Regions from separate parts of the Homo sapiens genome. Here all the other regions are linked to region 2. A link is an interaction called in ENCODE POLR2A ChIA-PET data of the cell type or tissue named here. Cell type or tissue: GM12878. All regions are shown on one strand. Links, peaks and the distances in the headings refer to the core of each region. The heading gives the core; the rest is flanking DNA.

The links. ChIA-PET counts read pairs that join two places held together with the same protein. Peaks named below come from ENCODE experiments on the same cell type or tissue, not always from the same donor. Only the 100,000 strongest peaks of a DNase experiment are listed, where the experiment ranks them.
Region 1: POLR2A ChIA-PET joins it to region 2 with 7 read pairs; 1 of 35 experiments calls an interaction of 5 or more read pairs at or near these places.
Region 3: POLR2A ChIA-PET joins it to region 2 with 10 read pairs; 1 of 35 experiments calls an interaction of 5 or more read pairs at or near these places.

What each region holds. Positions count from the first base shown.
Region 1 is chr2:74,560,964-74,571,518 of GRCh38, forward strand. It overlaps M1AP (meiosis 1 associated protein), which reads right to left. Exons shown (of 11, transcript NM_001321739.2): 8 at 1,254-1,460. Among named protein-coding and RNA genes, the nearest start is that of DOK1, 12 kb to the left of the region's middle. RefSeq lists an enhancer at 10,184-10,283. In GM12878, for the core only: no CTCF peak of the experiment used is centred there; a DNase peak (open chromatin) is centred at 5,891; H3K27ac peaks cover 1,761 bases.
Region 2 is chr2:74,295,076-74,300,075 of GRCh38, forward strand. The region is part of intron 7 of SLC4A5 (solute carrier family 4 member 5); the gene reads right to left. Among named protein-coding and RNA genes, the nearest start is that of SLC4A5, 46 kb to the right of the region's middle. In GM12878, for the core only: no CTCF peak of the experiment used is centred there; a DNase peak (open chromatin) is centred at 2,486; H3K27ac peaks cover 222 bases.
Region 3 is chr2:74,038,322-74,043,321 of GRCh38, forward strand. All of the region lies in intron 3 of TET3 (tet methylcytosine dioxygenase 3), which reads left to right. Among named protein-coding and RNA genes, the nearest start is that of TET3, 56 kb to the left of the region's middle. In GM12878, for the core only: no CTCF peak of the experiment used is centred there; no DNase peak of the experiment used is centred there; H3K27ac peaks cover 822 bases.

The sequences.
Region 1 (10,555 bases), core at 2,799-7,798, 270 kb after region 2:
TCCCACTCTTAGCCTGGGGAGACTAGCAGAGCAAATATAGAGAATCCAGATCCCAGGAAGAGGAAAAGGAGAAGGAGGAGAAACAGGTGGAGGAGGAGGGGAGGAGGAGGAGGAGGAGGAGGAGGAGAAGGAGAAGGAGGAGGAGGAGAAGGAGGAGGAGGAGAAGGAGGAGGAGGAGAAGGAGGAGGAGAAGGAGGAGGAGGAGAAGGAGGAGGAGGAGAAGGAGGAGGAGGAGAAGGAGGAGGAGGAGGAGAAGGAGGAGGAGGAGAAGGAGGAGGAGGAGGAGGAGGAGGAGGAGAAGAAGAAAAAGAAGGAGGTAAAAATGGCTTTCAGAGTTGTTTGCTCCTCTGCATCTGCATCTATCACATCTCATCTTGAAGCCCTTCCTATTTTGGGCACCTACATTGGCTGCCTTTTCTCAACAAACATAAATGAGCGCAAACACAGGTATACACATATGCACACGTGCAATGCAGACAGACCCCTAAGAACACACCAGCACACAGATGTGCACAGGCGCATCTACACCCACTGCCACCAATTTAGAGACCCAACCACAGACACACTCGGGCACAAAAACACACAAAGACACGAAAACCCATACAAAGGCTGATTTTTTGGGTCTCCTTTTATTCCCTTCTCCCTTCTTTTTTCTTCTGCTTTCCACTGTGTCTTCTTTCCTTTCCCTCCCAAAGTTCTGCTCTCCCTTGTCTAACTTCACAATCTCCTCTCTGGGGAGGAGGTGGGGGCAGGAGAACCAGTCTGCGCAAAGACAAAACCAAACCAAACAAGCGTCCAGTGCATCCCCAGGAGCTGGACCTGCTGGTGTTGTGGCTTCCTCCCCTGCCTCCCTGTGCCCTGGCCTGACATCAGGTTTCCACTCTGTGATGCTCCCTTTTCTCCTTCACAGCCACCCATTCCTCAGATTTCAGGTCCGTGTGCATGTCGTGTGTCCTCCAGGATGGCTCTAATTCCCAGTCATCACTGATGCCAATATCCCTTTTCTCTCCCAGTTTTTTGTTCTCAAACCTCATTTCCCTCCATTCTATTTCACTCCTTACCCTGCTGCCATAATCTAAGTGTTTACTTCCTTCTTCTGGCATAATTGCCTATCCTTGCTTTCTCTTCTTACTCTCTTACCACACTCCTTCAGCTCCGCATCCATTCCCTCATGGGCTCACTCCTCTCCCTCATCCCTTTCTCAAACTCCATTCGCTTCTAGATCTGTCCCATGAGATCTGGGCTCCACTTGCCTCCACATTCTTAAGGCTATCATCATGTGGGTCCTCAGGTAGCAGGGGGAAGGTGCTGGGCAGCATCAGTTCCCGCGTGGCCACCGCCTTTACCAGCAGTGTGAGGGAGTGTGACGGCATGATCACATAGAAGGTGCTGGCAGGAATTCTCTGGCTGTGTCCTGGGCCCGGTGGTTCCCCCTTGGCTAACAGCAGCCATTCCCTTTTCTGAAACAAGGACATACAGAAATACTGGTTCATCTTTAGTCTATGGCATGGTTTGAGGATCAGTCCCAATTGAAGTTTCCCTGACTTCCAGGGGTGCTGAGGAGGGCAGAGCCATTTAACTTCGGCCCTGGTAGGGAGGGACTTCCTGCATGAATCATCAATATCACAATGTACTACTCTTCCTCCCTGGTTTGAGATATGCCAGAGAGAGTATATAAAAGGGTCAACAATGGAGAGAAAAGTTAAGAAATTCCCTGTAACTTGAAGTAGGTGTTCATCCCAGAGGGGCCTACCACATTCAGCATACATGTGGACTTTTAAGAATTATAATTCTTAAAAACAGAGTCTTGAAGCCCATGGTGCGTGACTGTACCCGTAGCTACTCAGGAGGGTGAGGTGGGAGGATTCCTTGAGCCTAGCAGATCAAGGCTTCAGTGAGCCATGATTGTACCACTGCACTCCAGCCTGGGTGACAGAGTGAGACCCTCTCTGTCTCAAAAGGAAAAAGAAAAAAGCAGTGTCTTGAAACCAAGACTTGTATGGGGTGTTGTCTGTTGTAGAAATTCAGTTCTTCTTTTGAGGGTAATAAAGTCTGGTTGTTTGCTAACAACTGGGATTAGAATGGGCTGACTGGGCAGTATCCCTGGAATGTCCAGAGAGGGTACAAGGTAGTAAGGCCAGATGTGGTGGCTCACATCTGTAATCCCAGCACTTTGGGAGGCCAAGCCAGGAAGACTGCTTGAACCCAGGAGTTCAAGACCAGTCTGTGCAACATACCAAGACTCTACAAAAAATTAAATAAATAAAGATAGATAGATGATTGATAGATAGACAGACAGATAGAGAGAAGGCAGTGAAAGCAGCCTGCAAAGTGGGAGGAGAAAGAGAGAGCAGGGCCGGGAGCGGTGGCACACACCTGTAATCCAGCACTTTGGGAGGCTGAGGCGGGTGGATCACCTGAGGTCAGGAGTTCTCGACCAGCCTGACTAACATGGTGAAACTCCATCTCTACTAAATACAAAAAAATTAGCTGGACGTGGTGGCGCATGCCTGTAATCCGAGCTACTTGGGAGGCTGAGATAGGAGAATTGCTTGTACCTGGGAGGTGGAGGTTGCAGTGAGCTGAGATTGCACCATTGCACTACAGCCTGGGCAATAAGAGCGAAACTCTGTCTCAAAACATAAAAAAAAAAAAAAAAAAAAACATAAAGAAAGAGCAGAGGGAGAGGTGGGTGGGTGCAGGGCCCTTGAGATCATCTCAGCCAATCACAGGACAAGAAGAGTCAGGATTCTGGGGGCAGTGCCTCTGTGGATGATGGGTTATTATGGAACAGAGGGTGGCACTTTGCCATGTGCCATGGTGATGGCAGAGGTTAGGGCATGGGTAAGAAGAAGAGACAACCAGACTTCTGAGAAGATTTTGTAGATGTACCCTTTTAAATGAGCCATGAAAATGAGGCAATTTTTTTTGTGGTAGCTTTTCAACAAAAAACACAAAACTCCAGGAAATATGGAGTTAGAACTATCATAATCATCTCAAACTGTGTCCTCTTACTGGGGGTGATCTTCAGTTACATCTGGTACAAACCGTAACAACCTCCCTGCTACATAAGATAGAAGAAAACACATGAGTTCTGGCTACTCTTATATGAAAAGTTGAGACAAATAATAAAAGAGGAAAGGCAAAAAGGGGGAAAAGATTTTTAGAGGAAAGAGGATTATCAGTGTCTTGTGGAAGACAAATAGAAAGTGACACAGTGAGACAGAAAACACTTGCTGTAGCATGAGAGTTAGACCCCACGGGACACATGCTGGGGTGGGTGTAGGGGAGGCTCTGCACTTTAAAGCAGTGTCATCATTCTGTGCAGTGCGGAGCTCTGAGGAGGTCTGGTAGGCACAGCAAGTGGTAGGAAACCTGTTAACAGCTCCAAGAAAAACAGGTATGTACCATTCCTGCGGTTGCTGACCTCTTTGTGGGGTAGGACTTGACTGATAATTCGGGAGGCATGATGCATCCTCACTAGAAGGTTTTGGGGGTGGGACAGATGATTTGGGCATGGGAAAATTAGTCATAATCATAATTACAAACTTTAAAGGAATGCTTATCAGGCACCAGGTACTGTGCCAAGAGCTTTATGCGTGCCTTCAGAAGTTCATGCTTTCTTAGCATTTTGCTTCTATCTAGAGATGTGCTGTCTTCCTGAAGAACAAATCCAAATGTGCAGGAAAGTCAGCTTGATGCTTAAAATCCATCATGTTGGAAATAAATGGTATACAAATCATGGTGTGTGTGTATGTGGATTGTGGGTTGGACCTGCCCCTGCTCTGAGGACATGGCCTGTTTAAGCCTGGAAGGGATAGAAACCAGGAAGTTTCAGGGGACTCCATTTCAGTTGGCTTAAGTAACTTCTGATGGGGCTCAGGATTTGGATTATTAGTATTATTTTAAATCTTCTATTTTTACATTGATTCGTGCATTTACTTGTGAATTTTTTGTCTATTAAGAATTTATTCAGGCCAGGCACAGTGGCTCACGCCTGTAATGCCAGCACTTTGGGAAGCTGAGGCGGGCAGATCAACTGAGGTTAGGAGTTTGAGACCAGTCTGGCCAACATGGTGAAACCCGGTCTCTAATAAAAATACAAAAACATTAGCCAGGCATGGTGGTGTATGCCTGTAATCCCAGCTACTCAGGAGGCTGAGGCAGGAGAATCACTTGAACCCGGGAGGTGGAGGTTGCAGTGAGCCGAGATCACACCACTGCACTCCAGCCTGGGCGACAGAGCGGGACTCCATCTCAAAAAAAAAAAAAGAATTTATTGAGCGCCTATTATGTTCCAAGCACTAGGTGTGGGTACACAGAACCATGCCAGAACAATGACATCATGAGAAAAGAAAACTATAGATCAATATCTCTTATTAATATAGATACAAAAACCCTAACTACATATTAGCAAATCAAATTTAGCAACATATAAAATGAATTATATACTGCAACAAAGTAGGATTTATCCCTAAGGCTGGTTTAATACCCTCAAATCAACTGATGTAATATACTATATTAACAGAATAAAGAACAAAAACTACATAATCATCTCAATAGATGGAGAAAAAACATTTGGCAGCCGGGCGTGGTGGCTCACACCTGTAATCCTAGCACTTTGAGAGGCCGAGGTGGGTGGATCACAAGGTCAGGAGTTCAAGACCAGCCTGGCTAATATGGTGAAACCCCATCTCTACTAAAAAAATACAAAAATTAGCCGGGAGTGGTGGCACGTGCCTGTAGTCCCAGCTACTCAGGAAGCTGAGGCAGGAGAATCACTTGAACCCAGGAGGCGGAGGTTGCAGTGAGCCGAAATCACACCACTGCCCTCCAGCCTGGGCAACAGAGTGAGATGCCGTCACACACACACACACACACACACACACACACACACACACACAAACATTTGGCAAAATCCAACACCCTTACATAATAAAAATGCTCAGTAAACTAGGAGTAGAATGGAACTTCCTCAACCTGATAAAAACCTCTATAAAAAAATCCACAGCTAACCTCATATGTAGTGGTGAAAGAGTGGATTCTCTGCCTCTAACATCAGAAACAAGGCAGAGATGTCTGCTCTTGCTACTTCTATTCACTATTGTCCTGGGAGGTGTGCTGAAGACCAGAAGGTCATTTTCCACATTTTCTGTACTGTGTTAAGCTCTTTGGATTCTGGGTATGATCCTAGGGGTAGAGGCACCCATGAAGATATTGCGTGTGTCAACATCCTGGCCCTTGGGAACCAATGCTTTCTAAATTTGATTTAGAAAAATATAGTAATGTGACATTTCTCATATCAGAGAGCTATGGTGCAAAAGGTCTAGATAGATGTGGCAACAAGTACATGGGTGTGGAAAGGCAAGAAAGATGAATGGGGATAGGCTGTGGTGGAGGCAAGAAAGGCTTCATACCGAAATTATTTAAGCAGGATCTGGAAAAAAATGAGTAGATATTTGTCAGGTAGACAGAGGCAAAAGGAAGAGAACAGCATGAAAAAAGGTGTGGAGGTGTGAAACAGTTCAGCATATTTGGAGAACATTCAGTCATTTATTAGTGTGACTGGGGGGAAGATGCGAGGGGCGTAGGTGAAAGATGAAGCAAGAGAAACAGACAAAGCTAGGTCACAGGAAGCCCACTGACTCACGCTAGGCTGCTGTTCTAGCACCTGTCTATCCCCCCCACCCGCCCAGATGCTACACTGTAACCTCCATCATTCTGTTCTCGAATGGCTCCTGACCTGCCATCACCCCACTCTCAGCTTGGATTCTTGGTCTTGAGTCTTTGCCTATTTAACCAAGCACTTTCCATCTCCCCACCCAGTTATAGCCCAACTGGCTCATTGCCTGTGTACTTAGACTCCTGCTGAACACATCATGGCTTGAATCCTGTAACTTCTGTGGCCAATTAGGGCAGACATGGACTGTAAAGCTCTGGAATGTGTCTCCAGAGACTCTGACATTTTAAGTAGGAAACTGAAAGACCTAGGTGGTATTTTCATTTCTTTTTCTAGTTCACACAGACATGACTTTGTAATTGAAATGAGGATGTGGAAAGTGAGTCACTAGCTACATAACTAGGACTATACAGCAAGATTTGGTAATAGAAATGATATTTTCCTGGCAATGGATAGATTGATCTCATAAAGACTTGGAAAAAATTAATTTTATTTATATATTTATTTCCTACCACATTCCACAAAACAGCTATGCCAGTTTAGAAAAATGGAACAGCATAAAAAGATAAAATAAATAATTAAGGGGACTGGGTAAAAGAAAAATAAAAGTAGGGCAATAATACAGCCAGGATTAGATAAGCTCACAGAAATACAAACCATCCACTTTTGCTAGAAGGGAGCCCCATAGCCTTTCCTGATATAAAATGTGGGAGAAGCTGTCTGTGGCTTCTTATTGAGTAGTGAATATATTTCAGAGCACTCCTGCAATCAATATGCTGATAAATTTCATGTAGCTGTAGAGTGGTGTAGAGTTTGGGGCCTGAAGCCAGCCTTTCAATCCCTACTCTACCATTTACTCTCTGGGCCTCAAATTCCTCATCTGTAAAACAGGGATAATAATTCTTACTTCATAGAATGGTTATGGGGATAAAATAAGTTAGTAGCTGTGAAGTGTTTAGAACTGTGTCAGGTACATGGTAAGCACCATGAAGTGTTAACTTTTCAAAATGAAAACTACATTTAATTATGAATGTTTATTTAACTTTGTTAAATTAAAAATACGTGAATAATTCTTAGATATAGATCTATAAAAGCTCCAAAGAATGCTGCCAAAACACATAGCTTTCTTGTGGTCTGTATTAATCTAAGAGTGACATTTACGGGAGTGGTGGACAACACATATTTTTCAGAAAAGACTGGGAAAAGTCTTGCCTATCTGATGAAGTGATCATTTTCTGAGGAAAAGCAAGTGAAATACCTGAATAAAGCAAAATAATCTGTGAGGAAGACAGAAACAATTTTCAAGTGAAAAATCAGGGAATGAAATAACAAGCCTGTGATTGACTAAGGCTTAGAGTATGTGTAAAATGTAATTTGAAAAGTTACACAACATTTATAGTCGACGAGGACTGGTGCGTTGGCACTAATCACTACGACTTAAGGGCAAGTGAAGAGGCAGTGGTTGAATAAACTGAGCAATACCCACACTTGTAAGGAAATCCAGGAGCCTGAAAATGAAAACATGGTGAAGCCGGCCAACTGGCTAAGGGGAACTTAGAAGATGTGCTGTTATGTCTGAACAGATAGCAAAGGGGGAATAAATGAGCATTTAATAAACATCTACTTCTGCATCTAAGTGGGTTACAGTGGCCAGAGGCAGACTGGTTCTCCTGCCTAGAACAATCGGAAAAGCTGGATAATTTGTTGGAAGGCAGTAAGGAGTTGCTGAGGCAATGAGATCTAGAGGTAGCTAAGCCTCTGGAGAAGGAAGAGTCCGGAGAGATGAGGGAATTATTGCAGCTGCTTATACCCTGGGAGTATATGTTGATTCTGGGACAGAGGGCATGGTGGTAGTGGTGGTTGGAGAAGCTGAGAATCCAAGACTTCCACCTGTGGAGGCAAGTTCAGGAGAACAGAGAAACTAGCAGATTTTTTGGTGGAGACTTGGTGGTGGGAAGGGATGGGAATCAAGTCAATTTTCCCCCAAACACATTTGCCAAATATTAGGGCTCCATGGGGCAAAAGGCAAAAACACTTAAGGAGAAAGCTTCCAAAAAGTAGAATGTTTTAGCAGACTTGGGAGCCAGTGATTAGAGGTGGGACCTTCCAAAGGGAGGGGATATACATAATACACCAGGCTTTCAGTGGAAAACTCTGGAGGGCCAGGAACAAACCCTGGATAGACTGAGCATTAGCAGGACTGCAGCCCAGCCTTGACTCAGCACAGTTTCTAGTGAAACAGGATGCTCAGCCACCACTCTGTCTGCCTAGTGTGGGAAGGGTGAGCCCTCTCTAGAGAAAGCTAACACCAGCTGGAGTCTCTACAATTTATTTATATATGTTATTGCCAGGTGTGACAAAAGACATGTGCCACATGTCTGAAAACCAAGAGAAAAAAGAGACAATAGAAACAAATCCATAAGTGATCCAGGTATTGGGGTTAGGTGACAAGAACCTTAAAATAACCATGATTAGTATATTTAAGAAATTAGATGAAAATATGGAGAATTTCTTCAGAGAATTAGAATCTACAAAAATGAAACAAATGGAAATTGTAGAACTGCTAACCAACCACTATGTGGAAATCATGTGTTAGACATGTGCTGGGTGCTTTACACACGCAATATTTAATCATCTTAAAAACCACATGAGGTATATTTTATTGTCTATATTTTATATGTGATGGGACAAGAGTTACTAATGTGTGTGTCATGCACCTTCTCCCTCACTCTACTTTTTTTTTTTTTTTTTTTTTGAGATGGAGTCTCACTCTATCACCCAGGCTGGAGTGCAGTGGCGCGATCTCGGCTCACTGCAACCTCTGCCTCTTGGGGTCAAGTGATTCTCGCGCCTCCCGAGTAGCTGGGACTACAGGCATGTGCCACCACCCCCAGCTAATTTTTGTATTTTTAGTAGAGATGAGGTTTCGCCATGTTGGCCAGGCTGGTCTTGAACTCCTAACCTCAGTTGATCTGCCCACCTCTGCCTCCCAAAGTGCTGGGATTACAGGTGTGAGTCACTGTGCCCAGCCCTCCCTCACTCTACTTCTATTGATTAAAGGAGAAGCCTTATCAGCTTTATTTCTTAGTATTTTAAATAGGTAGAAAGAGACAGGACCTGAGAGAGAGGAGGACTACATTATGTCAGAGAGGCTAAGTCAATTTATAATATATGGCTGAGAGAGGGAGGAAGAGGATTGAGAGAGAACAGGGACTGAGGAGGTAGAGATAATTTGTGTGTGTGTGTGTATGTGTGTGTGTGCATGCGTGTGTGTGTGTGTGTGTGTGTGTGAAAGGTTCTAGGAACAGCTTCAGGTTAGAGATAATTGAGGAGTGGGGGAAGAAAATTTGAGAAATGTCATTATGGGTTATGAACTAGATCCTTTTTGGTGTCCTTTGAATACACAAATCACTTTAAAATTTACTTTTGGGCCTCTGATAGTGCTTCCATATATGCCATTTGTGCAGAGACTAAGCCACGTAGGGGCCATTAAATTTGTTAGGGTTACAAATAGATGAATACACCAATACTTAGTGAGGGTAAGCAAGTTGCCTAAGTTCACACAGTCGGGAAATAAAAAAAGCGTCAGGAACCTAAGGCCGTCTGATTCCACAGTCCAGGATTTTCCTGGACAACACAAATTATATTTTACTACAACATATTAGAAAACTGCCTTGCCTTGACTCCTCCAAAAAGAGAAGTAAGAAAGGGGGGAATTTCTATTCTGGGCCTAAATTTGACCAAAGCCTAGGAATTGGTTAGTAAAGTGGGGAAGCGATAGAAAAGGCACTATGTCAATCTGGAGTTTGGGTAGTCAAATTATATCTGAGACTTTAATCTCAAACATAGGATCCTATATTTAAAAACCTATTTGAAATATGTTTTTCTCCAAAAAGAAACAGCATACAAATGTCTAATGACAAGTGGAAGAAACTAGAGAGCTCCCATTCAAGAAGTACCATTTGAGTTTGGTCTTTCAGGATAGGGTAGGATTTGAACACACAGAGATGAGAGAAAGGTCAACATGAGCAAAGGCTCAAAGGTGGAAAAATTTAAGGTTTCTGTATTAATTTGGTTGGAGTGTATGGTACATGAAGGGGAATAATGGGAGATAAGGTGGGACCTTGAATATTAGGCTAAGGAATATGGACTTTATGGATAAACAATAGTAAGCCACAAAGTATTTTTCAGCTGAGTAGTGGCAGAATCAGTGCTGAATCAGATTAATCAAAAGATTAATCTGTTGGCATTATGTGAAATGGACTAGGAATGGGAAGCACTAAAAAAGCATTGAGACAAGTTGAGAGATTATTGCAGTATTAAAGGAAAGGTTAAAAGGGCTTGAATTAGGATAGTGATAACAGATGCTATAGGGATAGAATAGGCAAGGTGTAATACGTGATTGAGTATTGATACATAGAAAAACATGTGATAGGGGAATGCTTCAAGGAGATTAAGCTAGTGCCAATGTGCAGGGAAAACCAGAAGAGAGAGAGATTGGAGGCAGGGAAGCCAGTTAGGAGTTTACTGAAGAAGTCTTGGTGAGACAAGCAGTGGGAACAGGAAGTAAAGGAGAGTTACAACTCATGTTATGAGTGGAAAATTGATATGACTTAGTGATGGAGTAGGTGTAAAGGGTGAGATGGCTGAAAGTGACTGAGGTTTCAAGCCTGGGTGACTAGACAATGGCGGTGCTGCTATTAACAGAAAGGCAGAAGTTAGAATGAGAAGTTGGCTGGAGGGGAACATTACAGTGAAAAACAGAAGGCAAGAGAGTTAAATATGGAGCTGACTTGAAATCAGATTTTAAAAGAACATATGAAAAAGGTATATGAAAGAATAAAAAACCAAAGATGGAGTTAAAGAAGCATGGCA
Region 2 (5,000 bases), core at 1-5,000:
AGGTGAGAGAGACCGAGGTAAATCATATGACAGGTAAAGTGAGTGGAGTGAGTGTGTGTGTGTTGGAGAGGGGGCGCTGAGGAGAGGGGGCTCAGAAACCGAGAAGCAAGGAGATACGAGGAGACTCAGGAGGGCAGTGATGGGGGGTGGGAGTTGCCAAAAATATGGTAGGAAGGTGAAACTACAGAGGAAGGTGGCCAAGGGGAAACCTTCAGTGGCCAGAGGATTTTTAAGAACAGGGATATCTAATATCTCATTTTAAAAATTGAGTATCTCGGCCAGGTGCAGTGGCTCATGCCTATAATTCCAGGACTTTGGGAGGCCGAAGTGGGTGGATCATTTGAGGTCAGGAGTTCAAGACCAGCCTGGCCAACATGGTGAAACCCCGCCTCTGATAAAAATACAAAAATTAGCCAGGTGTGGTGGCGGGTGCCTGTAGTCCCAGCTACTCGGGAGGCAGAGGCAAGAGAATTGCTTGAATCTGGGAGGCAGAGGTTGCAGTGAGCAGAGATCATACCACTGCACTCCAGCCTGGGCAATAGAGGGAGACTCCTTCTCAAAAACAAAAAACACAAAACAAAACAAAAAAGAAAAAGAAAAAATTGAGTATCTCTACAAAGTAAACCCCCTCCATGGTTCTGAACCTTCAACAAAGCCTGCTGCTCACCTATGTGCCTTAAACGACCAATTTTGAGGAAACCACAGCAGGGCAGAACTCCATACCTGGGCTTTCCTGGAGGTGAAAGCAGAGAACAGATGCCAAAGGTGAAGCACTGTGAGACTGAGTCCACCAAGCAGGGACTTGGAGCCAGGGCAACGCTGAGACTAGAAGCCTTTGGAAATTCACAGACATTTAAGCAAAGGTGTGGGCCTATTCTAGAATGTGGCGAGGAGGCTGGAGTCTATTTTAGTTAACCACATCGAATAAGGTTATAAAAACTTTATATTAGGATTTTCATTGGTTCACTTGCAAATTCAGGCTCTCAACCCATTTCCCCTTAAGGTCTTAAGGTCACTAACTCAAGATTCTCTCCTGGTAGGGTTTTTTGCTTGAGTTTTGTTTTTGTTTTTTAGGAGAACAGCCCTCTTGGCTAGGGAGGGAATGCAGTATATGTTGAAAATTCGGGGCGATCTTGGTTTTAAGGTGTTAAAGGGCAAGAAGAGAGTGGTGTAGAAACAGACTTCCTTGAGGTAATTTTAATTTGTCTTCCTTCCCCAGCCCCAGGGTTGGGGGGAGCATAAAAGGTCTAGAATGATCTTTATCCTTTCTCCTTTTTCTTCCTCCTTTTCTCTTTTCTCACTTCTCCCCTCTTCACCACTTCCTTCAAGATCCAAATTAAGTAGACAAAGGTGAGGAAGCCACCCCAATTTTAAAGTTTCAAACCCTAAAAGAAAGCCAATTGTCGGCCAGGCACTGTGGCTCACGTCTGTAATCCTAGCACTTTGGGAGGCCGAGGCAGGTGGATCACTTGAGTCACTTGAGGTCAGGAGTTTGAAACCAGCCTGGCCAACATGGTGAAACCCGTCTCTACTAAAAATACAAAAAAAAAAAAAAAAAAAAAAATTAGCTAGGTGTGGTGGCACATGCCTGTAATCCCAGCTACTCAGGAGGCTGAGGCAGGAGAATTGCTTGAACCTGGAGCGGAGGTTGTAGTGAGCCGAGATCGTGCCACTGCCCTCCAGCTTGGGTGACGGAGCAAGACTCTGTCTCAAAAAAAAAAAAAAAAAAAAGAAAGCCAGTTGTCTTTGCTCCCATGTTTGAAACGTGGCCTGCCTCAGGGACTCCTTAGTGCAGGAGATGTTTTAGAGATAAACTTATTTTCTATCCTAACCCTTGGCTCCTTTCTTATCAGAAAAGAAAGACAACATGAAACATGTCTTTGGTCCTAAGGCTTTGGAACCTTGTGAGGTTCCAGTGTCTTAATAGAAAGCCTTTCTCTCCTTTACTTCTCATCTTAGGGTAATTTTGATCTTTTGGTGATCCCAGCGCTGCTCAATACCTGGCAAATAGATGAAGGCTTGAATATTTTTCACACTCCTTCCATCAGAAGGATCTCATAAGCTTCTCAGTACCAACGAGGGCAGCCAAATCAAACAAATGCCCACTTTAGAGGAAAAAGATTTGGGCGTGGTGCTCTTAAATTGGGTTAATGTGTATAAAGTGAACCAACTATATGTTAAGTGCCTACCATGCACCATGCACCATGTGAGGTATCTAATATCTATTTATCTCTCATTTAACAACTCGTAGCAATCTGGCATGAACAACCATGCAGTTTGCCTAGGACCGATCTGGTTTTAGCACTGAAAGTCCTTCCTCCCTCATCCTGGGACAAGTCTCAGTCCTGGGCAGACTGAAACAATTGGCCACCCTGCAACAATCTTTCACTCTCCAGATGAGAATACTGAGACTCCAGGGTCTACACACCCCAGTTGGGCTTGACTGACCTTGTTTCTCTTAAACTGGCTCCAGTTCTTATTAGCAGCCTAGAAAAGTGGAAGTGCAACCACATTTCTAAAGCTGCTTCTAATCCTCTTTCTCCTAATGGCCTCTCAAGAGGTTTTCACAGCCAGAAAACACATTTTTTCCCCCCAGGGTAGAAACCCTGGCTCCTACTGACTTTCACCACAGCTTGATGATTCTATTCATCATATGAGTTCTGCTTCAGTCAAAATTGATTGGCTACTAAGTATTGACTTCCTAAATTATTAATATATTCACATTGGGGGAAGGTGTGGTAAGGAGGGAGAGAGAGAAAATAAATAAACCAACTGCTATGGCCTATTATTTCCTACCTATCTATTCCTTTCAACATGAGGCAATTTGGCTACTTGAAAGGACATCATTATCAGCCAGGGTCCAATATGGTGACTGACCAATGACATCTTATAAAGGAAAGCAATGTAGTGAAAGGGCAAGCACAGTCTTTGGAGTCAATAGATCTGTTTTTATTTCCCACATTCACTGATTAACATCTGCATTATGCTACATCTCTTTGAATCTTAGTTTCACAATCTGAAGATGGGGATAATAATATCTCCCTTTTACTGTTGGTGTGAGGATTAATTGAGAAGATGTAATTCCAGATTTCAAGCTATATTACAAAGCTATAGTAATCTAAACAGTATGGTACTGGCATTAAGACAGGCACGTGGACCAAGGGAATATAATAGAAAGCACAGAAACATGCACACATACATGGTCAACTAGTATCTGACAAGAGTGGTAAGAATACACAAGGTGAAAAGATTAGTCTCTCCAATAAATGGTGTTGAGAAGACTGGATATCCACGTGCAGAAGAATAAAATTGGACCCCATCTTATGCCACTGACAAAAAATTAACTTGAAATGGATTAAAGGCTTAAATGTAAGACCTCAAAACATAAAAGTGCTAAAGGAAAACAGGAGAAAAGTTGTTTAACATTGGTCTTGGCAGTGATTTCTTTTGGATATGGCACCAAAAGCACAGGTAACAAAAGCAAAAATAAACTAGTGCAACAATATCATATGAAAAGGCTTCTGCATGGCAAAGGAAACAATCAACAAAATGAAAAGGCAACCCACAGAATGGGAGAAAAGATTTGCAAGCCATATATCTGATAAGGGCTTCATACCCAAAATATATAAGGAACTCATACAACTCAATAGCAAAAAGAAAAAAATCCTATTTTTAAATGGGCAAAGGAAGCCAGATACAGTGGCATGTGCCTGTTGTCCCAGTGCCTCAGGAAGCTGAGGCAAGAGGATAGCTTGATACCAGGAGTTCAAGTCCAGCCTGGGCAACACAGTGAGACCCTTAAAAAAAGGCCAAGGATCTGAATAGATGTTTTTCTAAAGAAGACATATGATATGGTTTGGCTGTGTCACCACCCAAATCTCATCTTGAATTGTAGCTCCTATAATCCCCATGTGTCATGGGAGGGACCTGGTGGCAGGTAATTTAATCATGAGGGTGGGTTTTTCCCATGTTCTCATGATAGTGAATAAATCTCGCCAGGCGCAGTGGCTCATGCCTGTAATCCCAGCACTTTGGGAGGCCGAGGAAGGCAGATCACCTGAGGCTGGGAGTTCAAGACCAGCCTGACCAACATGGAGAAACCCCATCTCTACTAAAAACACAAAAATTAGCTGGGTGTGGTGGTGCATGCATGTAATCCCAGATACTCGGGAGGCTGAGACAGGAGAATTGCTTGAACCCGGGAGGCAGAGGTTGCGGTGAGCTGAGATTGCGCCATTGCACTCCATCCTGGGCAATAAGAGCGAAACTCCATCTCAATAAATAAATAAATTTCATGAGACCTGATGGTTTTATAAAGAGCAGTTCCCCTGCACATTCTCTCTTGCGTGCTGCCATGTAAAACATGCCTTTGCTCCTCCTTCACCTTCTGCCGTGATTGTGAGCCCTCCCCAACCATGTGGAACTGTGAGTCCATCAAGCCTCTTTTTCTTTATAAATTACCCAGTCTCAGTTATGTCTTTGTTAGCAGCGTGAGAATGGACTAATACAACAAAGAAATAGCCAATAGGTATATGAAAAAGTGCTCACCATCACTAATCATCAGGGAAATGCAAATTAAAACCAAAACCATAGTGAGATGTCACCCCATACCTGTTAGAATGGCTACAAAAAGCAAAAGATAACTAGTATGGGCAAGAAAGTGGAGAAAAGGGAACACTTGTGCACTGTTGGTGGGAATGTAAATTGGTACAGCCATTATGGAAAATAATATGGAAGTTCCTCAAAACATAAAAGTAGAACTAGTATATGATCCAACAACCCCATCTCTGGGTATACACCCAAAGGAAGCCAAATCAGTATCTTGAAAAGATACCCACGTGCCCATGTTCACTGCAGCATTATTCACAATAGCCAAAACAGAAACAACCTGCATGTCCACTGACAGATGAAGGGATAAAGAAAATGTGGCATATACAAATATATACAATGGAATATTATTCAGCCATAAAAAAGAAGGAAATTCTGCCATTTGTTTCAAC
Region 3 (5,000 bases), core at 1-5,000, 260 kb before region 2:
TCTCCTAGTAACAAATTCCTGCTGCCCCTAGGTGATGGGAACACACCTCCAACTTGGGGAAGACCTAGCCTGGGATGGGCATACCCCCTTTCAGTGATATTGTGAAGCAGGGAAGAAACCTGATGGGGTTGGGTGTGAGGACCCAGCGAGGGCAGGGAAAAGGGGTTTGCACCTGGAAGTTGGCAGTAAGATGTGCAGCACTAGCACCTTGGGCTTCTCTGGAGGCCCCTGTAGCCTTTGCAGACCTCTACCATGTGTGCATTGTAATGGGTGCCATAATAGCAGAGAGATCACCAACTCTGCCTAGAGCTTCCATGGGTCATCTCAAAGTATAGGGGTGATGAGGCTTGCACCAGCCAGGTCCCTAGGGAGGAAGCAGTGACAGAGCTTTTTGAATGCATTCTAGAGACTCCGGTAGGTTTTGAAGGTGTGGCAGATGCCTGGTTCCCTAGGAGCAAATGGTGTAGTTGACCATACACTCTTACGAAAAGATCCCTAACAGAACGTGGCTGTGCACGGTAACTGTAGGCTCTGGGGCAGCCTGTGGTGGAAAGGACTGGTCAAGGAGGACTTTCTCAGGGAGGGATTGATTCTGTTCCTTGTCTCACTGCTAAATTTAATCACTTAACCTCCATAACCACGTTTCATCCCCATCTGTCTGCTAGTGCCTTAGTTCAGGTCCTTATTGTTACTAATCTGGACAGTTGCATAGTCTCCTAACTGGTCTTTGGGTCACCAGCCTCGAACCCTGCAGTCTGTCTTCTGCAAGATGCCTGAATGCCCCTCCTGAGATGTAAATCTGCTCTCTGTAGCATTCAGGCTGTGGTCCACACACCTGCCTCCCCTGCCTTTGCGATCAAGATACACTCAACAGCTTATGCATCTCCAAGCCTGCCAGGGCTTATGATTCTGTGCCTTTTCACATGCTATTCCTTCCATCTGGAACTCCTGCAGAATTCTTCCCCTTCTTCCAAAATACCTGCTACTTTCTCCAGCCTCTCTGAGATTTCTTTGAGATAAAACCTTCCTGGACACCCACCTGCCCACCTGCCCAGATAGCTGTATATACTGAGCCACCACAGGCCCCTGTAGATACTGCTTTCACAGCACTGATATGATTTAGGGCATTGACTTATATATAGGCCTTTTTCTTCCTTTTCATCTTAAAACTTTTTGGGGTCCTGAAATACATAGTCTGGTCTATTGTCAGGCAACAAATCACCCCAAAACACAGTAGTATAAAACAGTAATCATTTTGTTATGCCCAGGGATTCTGTGGATTGGGAAGTCAGAAGTGACAACAGCATGGGTAGCTTCTATATGTTCCTTAATATTTAGGGTCTCAGCTAGGAAGGCATAAAAGCTGGAGGTAACTTAATGACTGGGCTGGAATCCTCGAAGGGCTCCTTCACTCACACATTTGGCAGATGATGGCAGCTGTTGGCTGGGACCTCAGCTGGGAATGTCAGCTGACTCCTCCATGTGGCCTCTCCACATGGCCTGGGCTTCCTCACAGCATGGTGACTGGGCTCCAAGAGTGAGAATCCCAAGAGAACCAGGCAGAAGCTGAATTGCCTTTTATGATCTAGCTTTGAAAGTCATGTAGCATCACTTCTATTATCACGAGCCCACCCAGATTGAAGAGGAGGGAACATAGACCCCCACCTCTCCATGGGGGAAATGTCCAAGTCACACAGTAAGAAGAGCATGTGGAATGGAGGGAATGTTGTGGCTATCTTTGGAACACACAGTATGTCACACGTATTAAGCACTCGATGCATATGAATGGCATTCTTAAACTGAAGATTGAAGCCAGGGTGGACAATGAGGAAGAGTTATGAAGTTGGTGGCTGGGAGTCTTAAGAGAGGGTATGTTCAAGAGATTGTAGAGTGGAGAAGAGTGTGTGTGTGGTGTGTGTGCATGCACACATATGTGTGGTCAGGGAGGGGGCTTGGGGATACATAGAGTTGCTTAAAGGACCGACTGTCAGGTGAGACAATTAAAACATACACACAGAAGGACCCAGATTGGGAAGGCAGGGATGGAAAGGGAGGAGATAAAATTGAGAGACAGTTCACATTTAGAATTGTTTGGATCCAATGACTGCACACATTGGAAGAATATGGGTAACATTTGGGTTGGGAATGTTGGTGAATGCAAAAATAGGAAAGTTGGGAAAGTTGCTCTCAGGAGGGAGAGTTCAGTTCTGTTTTAGACAAGCTGACTCTCAGTGGGCTTACGGCATGGTCTAGGGGTTGGAGCTAGCTGGAGGGTAGTTGAGAAGTCCAGACAGAAAGCAGACATTTAGACCAGGCATGGGGGCTCACACCTGTAATCCCAGCACTTTGGGAGGCCGGGGCAGGAAAATTGCTTGAGCTCAGTGGTTTGACACCAGCCTGGACAACATAGCAAGACTTTGTCTCTACTAAAAATAAAATCAGCTGGGCATGGTGGTGCATACCTGTGGTCCCAGCTACTTGGGAGGCTGAGGTGGGAGAATCAGTTGAGGCTGCATTAAGCCACGATCGCGCAACTGCACTCCATCATGGGCAACAGAGCAGCAAGACCCTGTCTCAAAAAAAGGAGCATCTCACAGTGATGTTTGCTGGAGCCCAGAAGGGCATGAGAATTGAGGGGAAAAGCGGAGGGTTTCTGAGCTGGGATGGGTCTGAGCTGAGGCTTCAAAAGGGCTAAACTGGTCCCCATCCTCCTCTGGCATTGTCCTGCCTCCCTGCCGATAATTGCCAAATAGCTGCTTGCTTTTCTTTTCCGCATCTCCATTGATAAGAACTTGTTTCCTCTGGTTGTTAGGGGGACTGGTTTCAGTGCATTTTCTAGTATCTCTAAGTATTAAGCAAATTCTTCCCTAGATGGAACCTAAGCTTTTCTCTCTCTTTACCCATTTTCTAATTCCATCCCTTAAGGCCACTCAAAACAAGTCTAATTCTTTTCCCAAACAGTAGGCCTTCAGATGTTTAAAGACTTTCTGGAGTTTTATCTTGTTCAGAACCAAAAGGGAGCTGTTCCTCTTGTGGTTTTGAACCCTCATGCTCGCCTTCCTCTCTGCCCAGAGGGTGCGGCCCCACAGGGAAGCCTCCATTCAGTGGGGGACTGTCTGGGTCACAAGCAGGGCTGTCACTGCTTGTGCTGTAGTCCTGTTCAGGTCAGGTCATAGCTGTGTGTGTCAGACTGGGTCAGAACCCATTAGTAGACCCCGAAATCAACTTAGAAGGTTGCAACCTGCATTTAAAAATAAAGAAGAAAGATACATTAATGTATCTGTTAAGGCGAAGTACTGTTTTACAAAACTTGTATATAAGTAGCTAATGGATCACAGCATAAAATGTATTTCTTACTGTGGATTGTAGTGAAAATTTTTGAAAAAAACTGGGTTATAAGACCCTTTGAAGCTGCCACATCACATCATACTGGGTGTGCCATCAGTTAGCTCTCAGGATTTTACCTCTTCTGATTCCTAAGACATTTTTATGGGTACCGCTGCTGCTATTATGTGCTTCTTCCATCTTTAATTTATTTGCACAGATGTGGCTTGGGGCCTAAGTATGAGACCCTGTTTACCCTTTTAGATTTTTTTTCTTTCTAGCCTGTTGACCTTTTGGCACCTGGTTCTGTCACTCAACATAGCTTTATCCCTTCTATTTTCAACATCTACTTATTTATTAAGTGAGCCTTCTCTATCATTATTGATAAATATGTTGAACAGGATAGTTCCAAGAACAGAGCCCTGTGGCAGACCACTAAAGACCCTTCTCCCAGTTGATACACCTCTTGTACCCTTTGAGCATGGTCATTTAACCAGTGGTGAACCGGCCCTTTCAGCCTGTAGTTCTCTGTAGCTGGCCTCAAAAGGGTCATGGCAGACCTTGTGAAACTTGAACATCCACAGCCGAAGTTGCAAAGTCAAAGGCCTACAGGGGGTTGGCAGGTAACACAAGTGAGTGAAGTGATAATTAATTCAAGCAATTAATAAGTAATTCCTGACCCCAGCCTTGGTTTCAAGAAGGCAGTGTGGAGTGGGGAAGCTGGGGGTGAGTTGGAGTAGTTATATCCTATGTAAGGAGTAGCCACTGCTCAGTTACAGACATAGTTGCCCATAGAAGTGTGGATCTTCAAGAAAATCCAGGTTTCATGTGGAATTTGATTTTTGAATGTTGGCAAAACAAAAACATTAACACCATATAGGCAAGTAAAACAAACTTGTGGGAGATTTGGCCCGAAGCTCTCACCTTTGTGACCTGTCAGCCACAGTATCTCCCCATTTACTGTCCAATGACCCCATGACTCAAAGCACTAAGATTGTTTGGATGTTGGTAGGTTAATGGCCTTCTGTGGACCTGACTCCTTGTGGTTCTTACCTGGGCTGTTCTTAAATGCAGCAGACTGAGAGTTGGGAAGGACGCTTCTCCTTCTCTTGCCTGTTGGCCCCGTCTCCTGCTGGCAGGTTTCCTCCAGCATTACTGACAGGTGTTGAGAAAGGTATCAGTGGGATCTCTTGGTTGGGAAATGGGAATTTAGAGTTTCTTAAGATCTTCCTATCCATACTGGCTTCACTTACCTCATATCTACATCTACTTTTCCCTTTCTCCTCTTTTTGGTCCGAGGAGCATTTTCCTTCCCAGGGAATTCAGAGGCACAAGAGCCATCCTAGCCCTTCCTTGTTCTTATTCACACACCAAAAATAACTTTTTAAATCCCTTTTAGTTGTCTTGACCATTTTGGGGAAGCCTCCACTCATGTAGCATTAGTCTCCCTGACACTGTTTTTGTAAATCTGTGCTACTCTCGGGTGTTTCTTCTTGGTTATGCATGCTCTTTCCGTCTTCCTACATAAGCATGTAAGATTTGACCACTTCAGATTGTATAGCCTTGTTAGCCACATTAGTTTAGGCTTCTAAGAAAGAAGAGAGTGCTGGGTGATCTGCCACATTCCTAGACTTCGGAAAAGTAGTCTCCCACTGGGGTCAGGGAAAAGCTGATAT